2 separate regions of the Homo sapiens genome follow, and region 2 is linked to region 1. Evidence: chromatin contacts called from ENCODE Hi-C or POLR2A ChIA-PET data. All regions are on one chromosome and are shown on one strand. Each heading gives the region's core, a stretch centred on a gene start or an enhancer-like site at or near the end of the contact. The rest is flanking DNA. Distances are from core to core; before and after follow the strand shown.

The links. A loop is a pair of places that touch in the nucleus more often than their neighbours do. ChIA-PET counts read pairs that join two places held with the same protein, here RNA polymerase II (POLR2A). Pooled maps may share reads with other maps.
Region 2: a loop to region 1 is called in a map of GM12878, with 2.6 times the contacts of the local background. The contact joins the enhancer-like site here to the promoter of LDLRAP1 in region 1. A Hi-C loop is called at or near these places in 1 of 168 maps with a recorded cell type or tissue (GM12878), 27 of 37 single-sample maps with no recorded cell type and 13 of 50 pooled maps. POLR2A ChIA-PET finds 5 or more read pairs at or near these places in 9 of 52 experiments (CD8-positive, alpha-beta memory T cell, K562, OCI-LY7 and 5 more).

What each region holds. Positions count from the first base shown.
Region 1 is chr1:25,542,004-25,545,309 of GRCh38, forward strand. LDLRAP1 (low density lipoprotein receptor adaptor protein 1) reads left to right here and starts at 1,603. Exons shown (of 9, transcript NM_015627.3): 1 at 1,603-1,783. The coding sequence starts at 1,696. RefSeq lists an enhancer at 1,273-1,332 and silencers at 1,433-1,892, 1,923-2,102.
Region 2 is chr1:25,674,898-25,678,203 of GRCh38, forward strand. All of the region lies in intron 1 of MAN1C1 (mannosidase alpha class 1C member 1), which reads left to right. Among named protein-coding and RNA genes, the nearest start is that of MAN1C1, 60 kb to the left of the region's middle. RefSeq lists a silencer at 1,347-1,416 and an enhancer at 1,497-1,546. Within about 2 kb of position 1,779, at least 4 of the 41 ENCODE cell types and tissues checked have a DNase peak (open chromatin) inside an H3K27ac peak, as active enhancers do.

The sequences.
Region 1 (3,306 bases), core at 353-2,852:
AGGGGAATGTCAGTGAGGCCGCCCTATCCAGCTGGGGACAGCACAGCACTATCTTTCTCCCGACACAGAGAGGACTGCTGGCTTCTGAGCCAGGAGTAATTACAGAGGTTGAAGTTGGCCTTGCCTGAGGCACCCCCTTCTAAAAGAAGCCAGGCTGTGGCTTGGATGTGTGTGTCCTCCCTCTGGCTCCTTTTGGCACAGTTTGAAAGGAAGGCATGGCATCCTAGAGAGTTAGAACAAATCCTTCCAATCCTGGAGTTAGAACATCTGTGCCTGAGCAATTCTGGGGTTCAGACTGCCCTCCGAATGCTCCTAGGAAGCAGCTTGGGGTCAGGGTCAAGGTCATGCAGATTCTTGACCCTGGCAGGTTGGAAGGATCACTAGAGATAGCATTGACTCTCATTCACAGATAAACAAGACTCAGAGAGGGGAAGTACTTGCCTGAGGTCACACAGCAAGTCAGTGTCAGGGGCACGTTCCAGATCATACCATCTGTGAGGCTACCTGGGAAGTTGCGGGGGCATGGGGTGGCCCAGCATGCTCAGGTGGTGCCAGGGAGCAGCCTGGGAGCTACGAGGATGAGTAAAGTGCCTGGCTGGACTTGCTAAAGGCAAATTTTTATATACCGACCCTGCGCCTAACAAGGGTCTATACTGCAAGCTTGTCCAACCTGTGGCCCACTGGCCATGTGAGGTCCAGGACGGCTTTGAATGGAGCCCAACACAAATTGGTAAAGGTTCTTAAAACATTATGAGATTTTTTTGGGCAGGGTGTGGTGGCTCACAGCCATCCCAGCACTTTGGGAGGCTGAGGCGGGCAGATCACTTGAGGTCAGGAGTTCGAGACCAGCCTGGCCAACATGGTAAAACTCCATCTCTATTAATAATACAAAAATTAGCCAGGCATGGTGGTGCATGCCTGTAATCCCAGCTACTCGGGAGGCTGAGGCATGAGAATAGCTTGAACCCGGGAGGTAGAGGTTGCAGTGACCCGAGATCGCACCACTGCACTCCAACCTGGGCAACAGAGTGAAACTCTGTCTCAGGGGAAAAAAAACAATACAGAAAAACAAAAAACATGAGTGTGTGTGTATATATATATATTTCAGCTCATCAGCTGTCGTTAGTGTTAGTGTATTTCATGTGTGGCCCAAGACACTTCTTCTTCCAATGTGGCCTAAGGAAGCCAAAAGTTTGGATATCCCTGGCTTACAGCCTCCACTATTTCCTAAGTCTCCCACTGCCCTGGACATCGCATTGCTTTTGTCCCTGAACAAGATCTTTCACCACTGGAGGAGCCCTCAGTCTCCCCATCTGTAAAATGGTCACTGGAAATCCTAGGCCGCTGCTCTCAGGCCCTCAGGCCCCTACGGGGTGGGGATTGGGGAAAAGGAGGAAAGCGGGGGCGTCTAGGGCTTGCGATTTGCTATCTTCTGGCGCCTTCGGGCGGCCTCGGAAACTCTTGGTGCCTGGACCTGGAGCCTGGACAGGGACCGGGCGGGGCGAGACCGGCCGTCGGGGGCGCGGCCCGTCTGGGGGCGGGGCCTGTCCTCTCTCGCCCCGCCCCGTCGGACGCCGCGGCGGAGCTGGCGCTGGGAGGGGAGGAGCGCGCAGCCCGCGCGCCGCAGGGCCGGGCGGAAAGTTTTTCCTGACGGAGTTTTGGCTGCGGCAGCGGCGGCGGCGGCCGGAGCGGGCCATGGACGCGCTCAAGTCGGCGGGGCGGGCGCTGATCCGGAGCCCCAGCTTGGCCAAGCAGAGCTGGGGGGGCGGTGGCCGGCACCGCAGTGAGTGTGCGCGCGTCAGCCGGGCCGGGCCGGGATCGGGCAGAGGCGCGCGGGGCCTCCGCGGGCGCCCGGAGTGCGGCCAAGTTGGGCAGAGGCGGGGCCTCACCGGCGCTCCGGTCCCGGCGTGGCCCTTTCCCGGCCCTGCGGGGCAGGGGGTCGGCCGGGGTCAAGTTGTGCACCTACTCGCCGGCCGCTCGATGCCGCTGCGAGGAGGGGCAGCGCTGAGGAAGGAGCCCGAGCTCGGGGTCCTCAGGTGCAGCCGGCATGGGGTGGGGTGCAGGTTGGGAGAAGAGGCCCCCGCCACCCGCGGCACCTCCCGCCCTGCTGTCCTGGCCAGCTAGGGGGAGGCAGGCGCTCGTCGTCGGTGCCTAGGGGAGGAGGAGAGGGCGCAGGGGCTTGGGAAGACGCCCCCGTCCCGCACCCCTGCGCCCCAGCCAGCAGCTGCGGCGGTCAGGAGCCCACTGGCCCGTTCTCCCGCCCCCTGCCCGACCCACCGGGCCAACTTTTGACTCCGGGTGCCCAGACACCCATCCAGGTGTGAGCCCGGGGTCGCAGGTACGTACTTGAAATTGGGAACGAGGCCCCGCCTGGGGTGCCTCGGGAGAGCCCCACATCAGGCGATCTAGACCCTTACGTCCCTTCCTCTAGCCGGGTCCAGGTGGCAAGCCTGGCGTCCCGACTATTTTTGAAACCTGTTTTCTCTCGCACCTTTCCCCTCGGGCTTCCAGAGTCCCTTGGGTGCCCAGGCAAACGACAGACTCGCCGCCACCTCTCCCTGGGGCGTCTGGGAGGCTGGGAGGGGCCTCCCCCCCTTTCTCTCCCCCAGTCTCTGATTACGCTCAGGGAACTTGTCACCTGGCACCTTCCCCTGAAGCCAGAAGACCCAGCCTAGCGCAGGTCTCGTTGTTTGGGAGGGAGAAGAGAGTGGCTTGCCTGGGGTCACACACACCTTCCTGCTGGTTTTGGAGCCAGAGCCCAGGACTGCTGCACACTCCCACCTCCCTGCCACCTACTTCGGGCCACAGCTTCTCCCCTCATCAGGAAACAACTGACAGTACAGCACCCCCTCATCCCATCCCCTCTTGGCCTTACAGGGCTCTGCCAGGGGAGCCCGAGCTCCCTGGTCCAAGGAGTGCCAGCGTGTCTGGGCCTAGAGGGCCCGCCTCCCTCCTCCTCTGGCCCCACTCTGTTGTTCAGCTGTGGCCGCCTCCCAGCTGAGACTGGCATTGGCATTGGGAATGTGGGGTGGTGCCTGCTGGTGGGGGGTGGGGTCAGAGACCCATTAGGGCTGGGCCACTAGGCCAGGGGATGTACCGTTTATCACACTGATTGCATCCCAAAATAGACCCTTTAAAAACTGGCAAGATTTGACCAGGACTTCTGAGATGGCCATCTGTTCCAGTGGGAGAATCCTGCGGGTTTTCTCCAGGAATGAGGGAGGGAGGGTGGTGGGGCAGCCCCCAGGGAAGTGGTTTTGAAGGAAGGGGGGCTGGCAAGGGAAGGGAGGCTAGAAAGAAATATCT
Region 2 (3,306 bases), core at 529-3,028, 130 kb after region 1:
CAGGGAGGACCCATCTAGGCCAGTCAGGAGGCAGTCGCAGGAGTTCCATGGAGAGATGGGAGTGGTTTGGATTAGGGTGGTGCTCATGGTGGTGGTACAAAGAGAAGTGGATGGAGAGATACTTCTCTTTTAGTGGATACGTTAATAGGATAGCAGTATCCTGTGGCTGCTTTTTATTGATTGATTGATTCATTTTATTTCAGTAGTTTTTGGGGTACAGGTAGTTTTTGGTTACATAGATAAGTTCTTTAGTGGTGATTTCTGAGATTTTCGTGCACCTGTCACCTGAGCAGTTTATACTGTACCCAATATGTAGACTTTTATCCCTCAACCCCTGCAGTCTTTCCCCCAACTCTGAGTCCCCAAAGTCCATTATATCATTCTTATGCCTTTGTGTCCTCATAGCTTAGCTTCCACTTATAAGTGAGAATATACAATATTTAGTTTTCCAATCCTGAGTTACTTCACTTAGAATAAGAGCCTTCAGCTCCTTCTAAGTTGCTGCAAAGGACATTATTTCATTCCTTTCTATGGCTGAGTAGTATTCCATGGTGTATATATGCCACATTTTCTTTATCCACTCATTGGTCGATGGGCACTTGGGTTGGTTTCGTATCTTTGCAATTGCAAATTGTGCTGCTATAAATGTGTATGCAAGTGTCTTTTTCATATAATGACTTATTTTGCGGGGGGGGGGGGAGGTGGTTACCCAGTGTGGGATTGCTGGATCAAATGATAGTTCTACTTTTAGTTCTTTAAGGAATCTCCATACTGTTTTCCATAGTGGTTGTACTAACTTATATTCCCACCAGCAGTGTAAAAGTGTTCACTTTTCACCACATCCATGCCATGGCTGCTTTTTATTGAGCACATATTATATACGAGCCATTGTGCTCAACACTTTACATCTGTTATTTACTCTTAGGGTTATTCTAAGGATTAAGTATTTCTGTCCTTTTACAGATGAGGAAACTGAGACTTACAGGGGTTAAGTCACTCACTCAAGGCCACACAGCCAGTAAGGTGGCAGAGCCCTAGAGCAGCCTCTCAAGCTTCAATGTGCGTTTGAATCACCTGGGGCTCTTGTTAAACTGCTGCTACAGATTCAGCAGGTGGGAGAGTGGAACTGAGGTACTCTGTTTCTGACGTGCCCCCTGGGTGGCCCTACTCCTGGTCCCTGGAGCACTTTGAGCAGCGAGAGTTTCTCTGCCTGTATGGCCCACACTCTCGACCCTGATGCCTTAGAAACAGCTGCAGACAGGATGCGATTCCTGAGACTGCTCAAACCTGAAACCCCATGGGCAGGATGTGGGTGAGCTGTCTGGACCTCAGGTGGGTGGGAGTTGTATCATATGCTCATTTCCCACATTGGCCTTTCAATAGCTTGAGTAAACCCGAAACTGAGAGGGTTGGAGGCAGCATCTCCCCTTCTACTCCCCCGCTTCACCTCCCCGGGCAACCAAACCCCACCCGTGCCCAGCTTCTGAGCGATAGACCTGGGCTGTGTATTTGCAGGAGCCTCACTGGGGTCACCAACCAGGTCATGTTGTGTTGCCCCAATAAATGGAACTGGATCAGAAAATCCAACGTGGATAGTTTTTAGGTGCCAAGCTGTCAGCTCTTCCCTTGGACTGTGCTGAAAGTGGAAGAGGAGAAAAAAATCAACCCAATGTTCTAAGCTCTCTGTCTACATAGTCATTAGATCCCAGGATCGTTAGAGACCAAATCCCTTCCCACTTGGCCCCTGCAAATGGGGCCAGGTGTCACTGCTGGGAGACGCCAGTAAGGCTGCACGTCATGGTGTGAGCACTTGTCTTTAATGACTGGGAAAATCCATTTCCTTCCTTGGCAGCTTTGAATGTAGCAACTGTGGTTCTGGGTCACTGCCAGAGCCAGCCTTGTGTGTATGTGTGTGATTTTTTAAAGTGGGGGAGAATGTCTCAATATTCAATGCTCACCCCCTTCCTTCCAAGTTGTACCCCCAGAGAACTGTCCAACACAAACTTTGGAGTTTTCCACTCTGGGAGTGGTCTGCTGGCACCCACGTGTCCTCCCCTCCTCTAATGCATCCTTTCTCTCTTGATCTCATTGTTCTGGGGTCCTCAGCTGAGTGGGCATCTGTGCCTGGGTGATCGATTCTAGTCTCTTTTCTGCAGGAGAGAACTCTTGAGCTCTGAGACAGGTAGAAAGAAAATCTTAAACCAAATAATAATGTTCTGCCTCACACTAGTAAATATTTTGCACTAAAAAATTCCGTGTCATTTTGATTTGTTCAGGTAGACAAGAACATCTTTTGTTTGAGGAAGAACTGAAGAGATTTCTTGGGATTCAGCTCCGATGGCTCTGCCTGTATCTCTCTATCATTGGAGCTTTGTTTTCCACCTTTGCAAGACTTGAGTGAAGGGAAGGCTTTGTGGTCTATTGTTAGGTGCTCTTTGAATCTATAAATCACAGGCTACAGGAAGGGAGGGGCTTCCAGAGACCATCTAGAGCCACCCTCTATCTCTAGCAGGGACACACACACACACACACACGTACACACACACAATGACTGCCTGTTGCGCGTTTCTAGAACCTAGTGGGGACAGGGGTACAGTTTCTTTTGGTGCATAGTTCTCATGTTGATTGGTTCCGACTGTCATGTTCTTGCACCTGTCCTGAGTATCTCTTGCTGTAGCTCTGGCCCTTTCCCCAGTCAGCTACTGCACTGCCCTGGCCCATGTTTCTTAGAGACATGGTTATCTCTGTGCTATTAGTGTCTGTGTCCTGGCCGAGGCAAGTCCCTTCCCTTTCTGAGTCTATATTCTTATAAAATGTGGCTTTGAGAATAGATGATGTTTCTGGTCTTAAAATTCTCTTTGACTCTGGAGTTCTGGATCTGTGCTTCTGTTTGATGTTGTTTCTCTTGCTGGGTGACCTTCTCTCTGACTCCCTGCTGTAAAGACCTCCTTTTTTTTTTTTTTTTTTTTTTTTTTTAATCAAAACCTAACTTGGTCCGACCTACCCCATGGCTGACCACCCAGGCACTTGCTTTTGACTTAAGGGTAGCACCATACGATGTCTTCTTTTTGTTTTTCATTTTAACAACCTGTATTTTTCACATCACAAAACCTTTCTAGATATTCACTGTAGAAAATTCAGAAAATATAGGTCAATAAGAAGAAAAAGATAGAAATCACTAAACTTCTATCAGACATAACCGCTGTTAAGAATTTGGTATATTTTCTTTCAGTCTTTTTTGTAAACACTCATACATAGGCCAGTGAATTTCATACTATGTAATTTTGTGTTCTGCCTTTCCACCTA